2 separate regions of the Homo sapiens genome follow, and region 1 is linked to region 2. The links are chromatin loops, found by intact Hi-C in ENCODE. Cell type or tissue: dorsolateral prefrontal cortex. All regions are shown on one strand. Links, peaks and the distances in the headings refer to the core of each region. The heading gives the core; the rest is flanking DNA. Region 1 overlaps RYBP (RING1 and YY1 binding protein). Region 2 overlaps LOC105377158 (a long non-coding RNA gene).

Evidence for each region. A loop is a pair of places that touch in the nucleus more often than their neighbours do. Peaks named below come from ENCODE experiments on the same cell type or tissue, not always from the same donor. Only the 100,000 strongest peaks of a DNase experiment are listed, where the experiment ranks them.
Region 1: a loop joins it to region 2, with 2.7 times the contacts of the local background. A loop is called at or near these places in 3 of 110 quality-filtered maps.

Annotation. Positions count from the first base shown.
Region 1 is chr3:72,379,574-72,384,953 of GRCh38, forward strand. All of the region lies in intron 1 of RYBP (RING1 and YY1 binding protein), which reads right to left. Among named protein-coding and RNA genes, the nearest start is that of RYBP, 64 kb to the right of the region's middle. In dorsolateral prefrontal cortex, for the core only: no CTCF peak of the experiment used is centred there; no DNase peak of the experiment used is centred there; H3K4me3 peaks cover 2,393 bases; H3K27ac peaks cover 5,000 bases.
Region 2 is chr3:72,285,956-72,291,335 of GRCh38, forward strand. The region is part of intron 5 of LOC105377158 (a long non-coding RNA gene); the gene reads right to left. Among named protein-coding and RNA genes, the nearest start is that of LINC00870, 140 kb to the left of the region's middle. RefSeq lists a cis regulatory region at 2,872-4,108. In dorsolateral prefrontal cortex, for the core only: no CTCF peak of the experiment used is centred there; DNase peaks (open chromatin) are centred at 3,096 and 3,366; H3K4me3 peaks cover 1,402 bases; H3K27ac peaks cover 3,398 bases.

The DNA.
Region 1 (5,380 bases), core at 109-5,108, 94 kb after region 2:
TTGTATGGATTATTTAGTATGGATACTAAACTTTTCCTTTTTCAAAGGAAATGATACATTCACATGTGATAACACTAACATACACATCCCTGTGCAGTAAAATAGTTTTTGAGCCAATAAAACATGACAGTGTTTCTAAGAGTGCTGAGAACACTACTTCTTTCAAGCCGTCAAGATTATACTGACTGACAGCTTTCAAGTACTCCTGCTGCAGAGGGTTAATCTCATTTTATTAAATGGACACTGGTAATCCCTTGAAAAGAGAATGAAATTAGAAGTGTGACATTCACTCCTCAATCTAATTATTCCAACTTGTTCTGTTCCCCTGCAGCTCTGTGATTGGCACAGACAACACATAGAGAGCAACAAAGGTAACTATGGCTCATACTAGCTCCCAAGGGAGTGAAGACTGAAAGTCACTGTAAAAAAATCATACACAAGTGACACATTCATTGTGCCATAAACCATTATGTCTGTGCCAATCTCCAACTGACACTGGCTCTTAGCACTATTGTTCACAAATTCTAAGAGATGCCAAACACTTTCACAATGCATGACCATTCACAGCCCTAAATGAGAAAGGGAGACAGGAATGCCTATGCTTTATTTCTAAATAATATTAACTCTCCAAGACATTCCCATCTAGATAGACATTTACAATATAATAAACTCTCCAAGTTTAAGATGGAAAACAAATATACGAATGGTTCATTAACAAAGTAAAACAACTGGCTGCCACAATGTAATAGTCCCCTTCAGAACCGATAGCTCCCTCTCCAATTCCCCAGGATGGAGAAAGGGACTGGAGAAAAATAACTGGACAGACCAAGTCTGACTCATCAATGGGAGAGTCAGCGGTGGAGGATTAGAAAACAAAAATCTAAAAACAAAACCCAAAACAAAGCTGCTGCATTCTTACCTAATGCTGCTATTCTTTTTTGTTTTGAGACAGTCTCACTCTGTTGCCCAGGCTGGAATGCAGTGGCACGATCTTGGCTCACTACAACCTCCACCTTCCAGGTTTGAGCGATTCTCCTGATTCAGCCTCCTGAGTAGCTTGGTTGGACTGCAGGCGCCTGCCACCATACCTGGCTATTTTTGTATTTTTAGTAAAGACGGGGTTTCACCATGTTGGCCAGGCTGGTCTCGAACTCCCGATCCACCCGCCTCGGCCTCCCAAAGTGCTTGGGGGTAATATGGTGTGAGCCACTGCACCTGGCCAATGTTGCTATTCTTTACCAGGAAACAAAATGAGAGTCACTAGGTGCATGATATGTTGGCTCCCTAAGCTAAGTGTGGTTACTGGAGCACCTCTTGGGCAGTGGCTATGATACAGCTGACAGGTGACGCAGGAGAGGTAGGGACAGATGCTTATGCCATGACAGTATCAAAGTTAATCTGAGCATTGAACTGGGTATATTCTGAGTGTTTCAGTACTGGTCGTGGCCTCTAGCAATACAAGTTTTGGTCATGGGATGGCATACCACGAAACCTTGTATTACCTGAGCCTGGATCACAAGTGACAAGGGATGGATTCAAACACATGTGAAAGCACCCTGGAGAAGGGGCATGTACTTACTCTAGGCCCCTCTCTTCCAAGAAACACACAGGACCCCCTAGGTGAAAGGTGACTTTCCCTTTTTCACAGATTCTAACAGCAGCAGTAGCCATTCTAACACATTTTACTCCTTTTAAAGAGGAAGTATGATTGTGTTAATACTTAAAAAAAAATGACCGCTACAAAACATTGCACATGCACTCACTGGGGCCACAGATTAGATGTCTAGAGGGATTACCAAACAGTTTAAATTAGTGCTAAAATAAACTACCATACATTAACCAATATTTAGGTGTTAAAATGAAATAATGTAGCCAGAGTTAATAATGTGAATAAACCACTCAAACTTTATGGGAAACTACACCCTGATGAAGAGTTTCAATTAAGCCAGTATGGGTACTTTACGCCAGAGAAATCTGATCCAAGAACAAGAGAGGACAGCTGAACACCAATTTAAGACTATCCTAAACACAGAGAGAATCAAAGGTAAGCCACGTGCTTGGCCCCAGAGAAATCTCAGCCTAATCACCAGGCCCATCCAATCTTGAGACGGAGGAGCCTACCTTACTCCAGGACAACCTATAAAAGTTGTCACTTAACACATTACACTGTAACTGTCAATCAACTGTGTACTACTCCACAGCAAAGACCACATTTAATCATCTTTGTCATCGTGGCATTAAGCAGTGCTAGGTACTCAATAAAATTATCTACTGGATGAATAAATGAACACTGCAGAGAAAGACAAAGTAGGATGCAAATTGAGAAAAGGGCCCAAGCTTTGGAAATCGAGGTCGCTGGTGACTTTTAGGAGAGCAGGCTATGTGGGATGAGGGCGGCAAGAATTAAGAGCCTGAAGGTTGTCAGACGAAGAGCACAGGAGCTCTTCCTTACCTCAGAACTGTGGTGCTGAATTAAGAGATTGCTCTGCTTATTACCCAAGCAAACTGAGAAGAATTTCTGTAGGAAATAGGGTCTTGGATGATGCTGTACAATCAAAAAGGGAGAACGATAGAGGGCATGCAAGACAGAGAGGTTAAATCACTGGTCAAAGGGAGAGAAAGAACACAATCAAACAGAAGTCCTGGGGAAAGAAATGGGGACACTTTCTGCTGAGACATAAGAGAGATGCTAGGTAAAGATAAAGTGACATTTTTACTAGAAAGATGACAATCTGAGGACGTTCTCTCAGTTGGCCTCTCCCTTCACAGGGAGGCAGGCAATATGGCAGAGGTAGTGTAGGGGTCGTGAGCAGAATTTGGAAATGAGAAATCAGAAAAGAGATTAAATGAACCACGGAGATCGAAAGCAGTGCCTGGTTTGGACAGTATAGGAGAAAAGAGAGCAAGTGATGAACAGAGAGAGAAAAGGAAATTTACTCGCATCTCACAAATTACCCTTAATAGCATGAATATAGTATGCCTAAAAGAAGCAGGTCTCCACTACCCAGAGATCATGCTTATCCAAAATGACTTATTCCCTAAAACACGGCCCGTCTGCCAGGACTATTTATTGGCACACTGTAGACAACATGTAAGGTGCCCTCTGGATGGTTCTGCCACTGCTATCATTCAACAGTTCAGCAAATGCACGCTCAGAATTCTTCAGTGCATGCAACACAATCTGGTATCTACAGGATGAAGTCTGTATGTACAAAAGGTAAATTTCAGCCATAAGTCCTCCTAAAATGCAACATATAAGCACAACTGGGTGAATGTCTCACTTGCTCCTAAGAAAATGTTTGACTAGTACGGTGAAGCGTTTCTCCCTCTGTTGGTCAACAAACCAAAACTTCACAAATGAAAAGGCCGCAAGACTATTTGGGATCTGGTTATTACCAAGAAAAATGGGGCATCTGCTAAACTACCTGTGTTGTTTGAAAACTGCTGCTGTGTTCTGAATGTCTTCTATGTGTCCTTAAATGACAACCTAACTCTTAAACCATCACTTGCCCCCCTTCCCCACCCAAACCCCTCAACAACAGGTGAGCATTTATCATCTTAATTAGCATAACTGCTTTTTCAAACTAGTTCTCCCAATAAATGCCACAGTACTCCTAGAGTTGGGGGGCAGGGGATGAGGTAGGGAAATTCACCTTTTGGAAGGCGAAGGAAAAGAAAAATACAAGGGCGACCAGGCTGAGCCCTCCCATATAAAGATACTGCACCATCAGAGCTGTTCTGGCAGCTCTTGAAATCTGTCCCCTCCCCACTTCTGGGCTAATACTCTCTTCGCTGCGTGGCAAGTGGAAGAATGAGAAAGTCCAATTTCCATTGAGAGCTATGCACACTCCCACATTCCACTCCTGGGATGCTGTGCCAGGCTCTCCAGGTTGGTTAAACTTTACAAATGTACCCAACATGGGAGACAGGTAGAACCTTTTCAAAGCTATCACAGGACAGGCACATCAAGAAGTCAGAGTCAGCACAACCTCCCCTCAAGGAGGAACTGTCATCTCCATTTTACAAATTAGGAAGACTGAGGAGCAGAAAGAGTTAAGAAATTCATCCAAGGTTCAGCTCCATCTGAACTCTTCATGGACTCCTCTTATCTTCAGGTATCCTTAAACACTCTACAGGTATGCCTTTGAAGAGTACAGCCTTGCGTGTGTGTCAGGGGTGGCAATGTGAGATGAAAAGGGTGATGAGGGTACTAGGGGTTGAAAAACTCAGGTCCCCAAGTTACAGTTTAGCTGGACTCCTCCCTGAGAACACCACTGCCACCTGTTAGCCTCACCGTGCCTTACTCCGGCAAGAAGGGGACTACTTGGTTGTCCTTAAGAAAAGAAAAGGGGGCAGAGGGAACAGGCAAGAATGTTTTCCTTGCTTTCCACTGCCTTCAGAACATTCTCTGTAAGGAATGAACACCCATATTATGATATTTAACACTGCTGATGAGTGAGAAACAGTGACTTCCCACAAATTCGCATTGCTTAATGAAGTCTTCTAAGTGTCATACAACACACTGTAAATAGCACTCATTTAATGGGCAAAACTTTCAACATGTTGTGGCAAGTCATTTCTTCAATACGAAGCTGACAGTCTGAGTCTCCGAGATCATTCAAGTTTCCCCAACTAACGTTAAATAAGCAGTTAAACACCTTCACAATACAGTGGTAAATATTAGATCAGAGCCCATGGCCTACAACTTTTGGTGTCTAAGTCTCAAATTAAAACCAATCAATCATCACCACCGCCACCACCAATCTCCAAAAAAAAAAAAAAAAAAAGACCAGAGATTCAAGATAGTAAACACAGTTTCCCTCATAAATTTAGCAAACAAGCTTTTTGTATCTTCTTCACGACTATATTTTCTTATGACAAGGGTGTCTTCTTGAAATATTATTTTACAGGTTTATTGTTGCCATTTTAGTAGCATGTAAGTGAAAATGTGCTATGAAACTTCAATAATAGACATCATCAGGAAAATATTTATTTGCATTTAAACAGCTAACATTTTAGAAAAGAGTCCATTCTATAAAAAGTGAAGCAGATCTTTATCTGGGGCATTCTTAGTGTCTGGAAAGGAAAAACTTCAGAGAGTTCAAATGTACACGAGCACAAATGAGAACAGAAAACAAGACACCTTTTCTGGATTGCTTTGGTATGTGTACCGATACCACTTTCAGGGAGCACAGGCAAAACAGTTATTTTTTAAAGAGGCATTTCCCCCGTGTACTACTCTTGTTTTCCTTTTCCTCTTGTGCAACCTGAGATCTTACTGCTCATTTCTCATATACTTCTCTGGATCTCAGCTACCACAACGAGCAACGAGATGACAAAGCCATCTTCTTGTGATTCAGGCAATAAAGAGCAAGAAGAG
Region 2 (5,380 bases), core at 109-5,108:
TTGCTTAACCAGAAAAAAAAATAATGTATTAGAGGAGATAAGCTCGCTCACAGCACAGCAACCCGAGGAGGACTATGTACGGAAGGCCACTCTGAAGCTTCACAGCCAGGAGCCATGTCCGGCCACACCGTGGGGACTTCTGAGAAAACACTGCTCTTCTGTCATTGAGGAAAGCTCCTCAGACACACAGAACCACTATCCAGGGCCCCTCTCGACTGCCCCTGAAGGGCAGAATTCCTTGGCCACTGTGCTTGCCAGATGATGGGGTTCCCTTTGTGTGGCCGTGTCCTCGGAGTGCTCACTTCTGAACACTGGGCTCCCGTGGGGCCCTCGAATGTGCAGGCCCTTGCAGGGTCATGTTGTGAAATGCCAGGGAGTCCAGCAATGCATGTCTGCTTCCTTCCATCCTGTTAAGGCTGGACTCAAAACAAGGAAAATTGCCTAAAATGGAGGAAGAGGGTTTCTGAGTGATGGGCAGCCACAAATGACCAATGTCTGCTCCATGCTACTCTGTCCCTTGGGATTTGGGTCAACTCGGCTCAGACCCCTGCACCCAGCCTGCATGATGCCAGGGCCCTTCCCACAATGGCAACAGGTTGCCCACCTTACTTCTCCACCTTTGTGTCTGCTGTGCCTGCTCAGTTTGGACTGTACATGGACCCTGGCCCCTTCACTTGCTTTACAAGAATCCTGCCACCTGCATGAATTGCACAGCTTAGTAACTTTCCAGAAGGCTTGAGGAGTCACCAGGAGAGATTATCCTGCCCACATCTTCTCCCTCGGAGTCCCACCATCTCTCCCCTGGCCTCTGCTCCCTTCTAAAAGCCCAGGCTCCCCACCCATGACCCTCTGCCTCAAATGGCCCCTGAGAAGCAACAGCTTAGCCTTCCCTGAGATTCTGTGGGGAGTAGTCCCACCAGACAGCAGCCTCCCAAGGGCTGTGCCCAAGAATTCTGATTAATGTCATTTCCCCACTCCTGTAAATTGCCGTCTCCATCATCGTTGATGTCATCTTCATCTCCCTAAGATGCTAGAGCTTTTTGCTGGGGGCAGGGACCTTTAGGGTCTTCAAAGTTTCCCAGTTGGTCAAAGACTAGCTACTGGTCCATTTAGCTCAAGGATGCCAGCCTCTGGCTGAAATTGTAATCAGGAAGATAAAGCAGGGGCTGTTTGACTGAGTATCATCCCATGCCTGTCTTTCTCTTGGTTCTCCCCCAAAGCAGACCCCAAGACAAGGCTTGGAGTACAGTTTATTAGGAGGTGATATTAGGAAGCACCAGTAGGAGAGAAGGGAAGGGAAATAAGGATGGAAGGTGACATTAATAAATGAGTTACCACTATGAGCAACTGGAGCTCAATCCCCCTGGACATTCTCTGAGAGGCTGCATAGATTACAACTCAAAATCATCCTGTCCAGAGATAGGGAGGCTGGGTATCCACCCCGCAGCTCGCAGTCCTCACTGACTGAGGGCTGTTCACAGGGCATTCATTCTTGGCACTTGCAGCCTCCTCGGTGCCCTGCTAGGCTTGCTCTGCATTCAGAGAGAACCTTTGGGCAGGGAGACACTGGTGCTTGAGGTAAGAGCCATGCTGTGCACACCAAGCTGCAGGTGACTCCAGGGTGGCCTGGAGAAGAAGTGCAGGCACTGGCGGCCTCTATGATCATTAGCACTGCTTTCATTTGCTCAGGCTGCCATAGCAAAGCACGGTCAGCCCTCTGCATCTGTGGGTTCCACATCTATGGAATCAAGAATATTCAGGGGGAAAAACTACATCTGTACTGAACATGCACAGACTTTTTTTTCCTGTCATTATTCCCTAAACAATATGACATAACAAGTACTTACGTGGCATTTATATTGTATTAGATATTATCAGGAATCTGGAGATGGTTTAAGGTATATAGGAAGGTGTGCATAGTTTATATGCAAATACTATGCCATTTTATATCAAGGACTTGAGTATCCTTGGATTTTGGGTGCACGGGGGTCCTGAAACCAATCCCCCATGGATACCAAGTGATGACTGTACCAAAAACTGGGTGGCTTTAAATGACAGTGTATTCTCTCCCAGTCCTGGAGGCTAGTCCAAAATCAAGGCTTCAGCTGGGCTGTGCTCCCTCTGAAGGCTCTGGGAAAGAATCCACCTTGCCAAGGCAGTTCTTAACAATCATCGGTGTTCCTTGGCTTGTGGCCACATAACTTACCTCTGCCCTCACAGGCCCATCTTCTCTGAGTCTTAGCTCTGTGTGTATCTGGCTCTGTGTCCCAATTTCCCCCTTTAAGAACACCAACCACATTGGAAAGGGCCCATCTCACCCAGTGACCTCAACTAATTACATCTGCAACAATCCTATTTCCAAATAAAGTCCCATTCTCAGGAACTGGGGGTTAAGGCTTCAACATATCTTTTTGGAGGGATGCAATTTGATGCCCACCAGGCACCTTATATGTGTTATATTCTTCAATCGTGACAGCAGCTGTGAGACAGGTGTGCTTCTCCAGGTATCACACAGAGGAAATTGAGGCCCTGAGAGGTGAAGCGACCCTCTTGAGAGCCCCCAGGTAGGAAGCTGCAGAGCTGGAAGCTGAACACAGCTCTGTGACAGGCTGAAGTCCATCATGTGCTCTTCTAAACAGTATTGTCTGCTGTAGCCCACCCTGGCTTTAAGGAGGAGAAAGCCAATGCGCAGGCTCCTAAGCCAGGCTCCTCGAGTTCAAGTCCCACCTCCACTGCTGACTACCATGAGACCCCCACACATTCCTGACCTCCTTTAAGGCTCCCCCTGAAAAATGGGAATCAGAGCAGTGCCTGCACCACAGACTTATGATGAAGATCAATTTAAATAATATATGAAAAATATTTAGTAAGCGTACAGTGAATGTCAGTTGCTGTCATTATCATCACAGTTACATTTAATATTCTGAACATTAAACACCACGAGCCTCTATACAAAGCTCATATTTCCAGGCCACAATTCAGGATCATTTTTGTCTTTCACTCCTTGCTACAGCTGCCCACGAGTGATTCCAGGCAGGGCCATGACGGCTGCTGGGGTGGGCGGTGCCAGCCCTTCTCCCCCATCCCTGCGTGCCCCCCTGCTCGCCCCTGCTTGCTAATGCCCATGTGACATGAGACTCTGAAAGCAGCGATAAAAACAGCAGCTCTTAATCTGCCTGCTGCATGTGGCTTTATCTGAACCCCTCCTCCCTGGGCTGCTGGGGGCTCAAGGGGAGATGGGCAGATTAAGAGCAACGTTTCCGACATGCCCTCCCACCTCCTGCAAACTGGGGCTGCCGCCAGCAGATTTCCTCAAAGCCCAGCGAGGCAGCCGCCGGAGGAATGTGCGGCCTCCTTGGCATGGCAGACATTCAAGGGAGCCCACAAAGGCGCTGTTATGAAAACCCTCTGGAGCACGGGGTAGGATGGGAGCGTTTCATTTGCAATTGGGATTGCACATTTCAAGAACGGGAGCTCGGCAACAGAACGCATGCATGTGAACACACACGGCTCATAATTAATTCATTTCACTTCCTCCTGTTGAAAAAATATTGCAGGAGATGGGGGGTGGAACCACCAGTCTGAGCAGGTAGTTATTTCTGTGCCTGGGGCTCAGCCTGGCTGAGAACCAACCTGTCTAACATGGAAGCTGAAGGGCAAGTAACTCTCGTGCGGGCTCCTGCCCCAGCCGAGGTACAGCCAGCAAGGCGTTCCTGGGTGCCCGGAAGTGGCTTCCCCAGACTGGTCTCCTCCACCTGCATTTTGTGTGGTCTTCTCATTCTTGGACAAGATTGTCTTTTAACTGCTAAAAACTAGAGATAGAGCTAGGAGCTATCACTTAGCCACTGGCACTTCCCAGCAACTCCCCAGGAGTTACAATGCTCAGGACGTATTGGCAAACTTGTAGGAACTACAGGACCCGTGCGAGGTCCTAGATAAGGTGAGGAAAGCCCCACTCCCTTCCCTCAAGCAGCCTACAGTTCAGAGGGAGGAGGCAAGTTAAGTAGGTGTGTGCATGGCCTACTGTGGAAGAACAGAAGGGGAAAGCCAAATCTAGCCTGGCAGTCAGGGAAGGAGAATGGTACATCCACGAGGAAATGGAAAGAATGAACAGGAGTTAGCAGGGAGAATCAAAAGTGCAAAGACCCTACAGCTAAGAACAGCCTGGTACATTCTGGAATATTCTGGAATGGGAGGTTTAAGGGGTGGTGATGGTGCCAGGAGGATTAGAGTTAAAAAAGCAAGGGTTTAAAAACTGACTTTGGTTTCTCTATCTGAGGGGGCACTCACTTAAAATGATAAAGACAGGCTAGGCTCAGTGGCTTACACCTATATTTCCAACACTTTGAGAAGCCAAGGCGGGAAGATCGCTTGAGCCCAGGGGTTTGAGATCAGCCTTGCCAACATGGTGAGACCCCGTTTCTACAAAATTTTAACAATTAGCGGGCATAGCGGCATGCCCCTGCGGTCTCAGCTACTTGGGAGGCTGAGGTAGGAGGATCACTTGAGCCCTGAAGGTCAAGGTTGCAGTGAGCCGTGATCATGTCACTGCACTCTAGCCTGGGCGACAGAGCAAGACCCTATCTCAAAAAAAAAAAAAAAAAAAAAAAAAAAAAAAAAAAAAAGAGGTCCTGATAGCCCAAAATGGTCATGAGTAAATTTTACTTGATAGAAAAAAAAAATGTGTTTTTTTTCATTCTATCACTTACTCATGTAAATAAATGTTTACTGAACATCAGCAACATACCAGGCCCTGTGCTAGTTATTGATTATTCAAAGGTAATTCAGATGTGCTCTTGTCTTCAAGGAGTTCACAGTCTAACAGAAACAGAAGTCATCGCTAAGGTTGTTCGTACACTCAGAGGTCCCAGGCGCCCTATGTGCCCTGTCCCATTTGTTCCTCTGCAGGCTCTGCCTTCTAAGTGGGAGTGGAGGGAAACTTCGGGACGCATTTGTCCTCCACAGTCACTCAGTGCCCTATGTCAAATGCGTGGTGGAGAGGGGACGGGGACATGGAGAGAGGAAGAGACAGAAACAGACAGGCAGACATTGAGACAGAGAGAAGCAAAGATAGGAACGGAAAGAGATAGAAAGACAGTCAGACAGTGGAGAGAAACTGACTAAATAAACAGAGGACCGGGAAAGAGAGGGTGGGAGAGAAAAACAGATAAATGCAGAGAGAGAGAGAGAGAGAGAGAGAGAGGCAGAGGCAGACAGGTAGAGGGACTGGGAGAGAGAAATAGAAGCAAGGTACAGCCTCATTCACAGAAAGAGAAAGAAACAGAGGGAAAATGAAAGACTCCAGACTGAAAGGGGCAGAGGCTGGGAAGGTGACACCCCAGCTGAGTTCTTTCTTTAAAAAAAAATCCAGGGCTCTAGT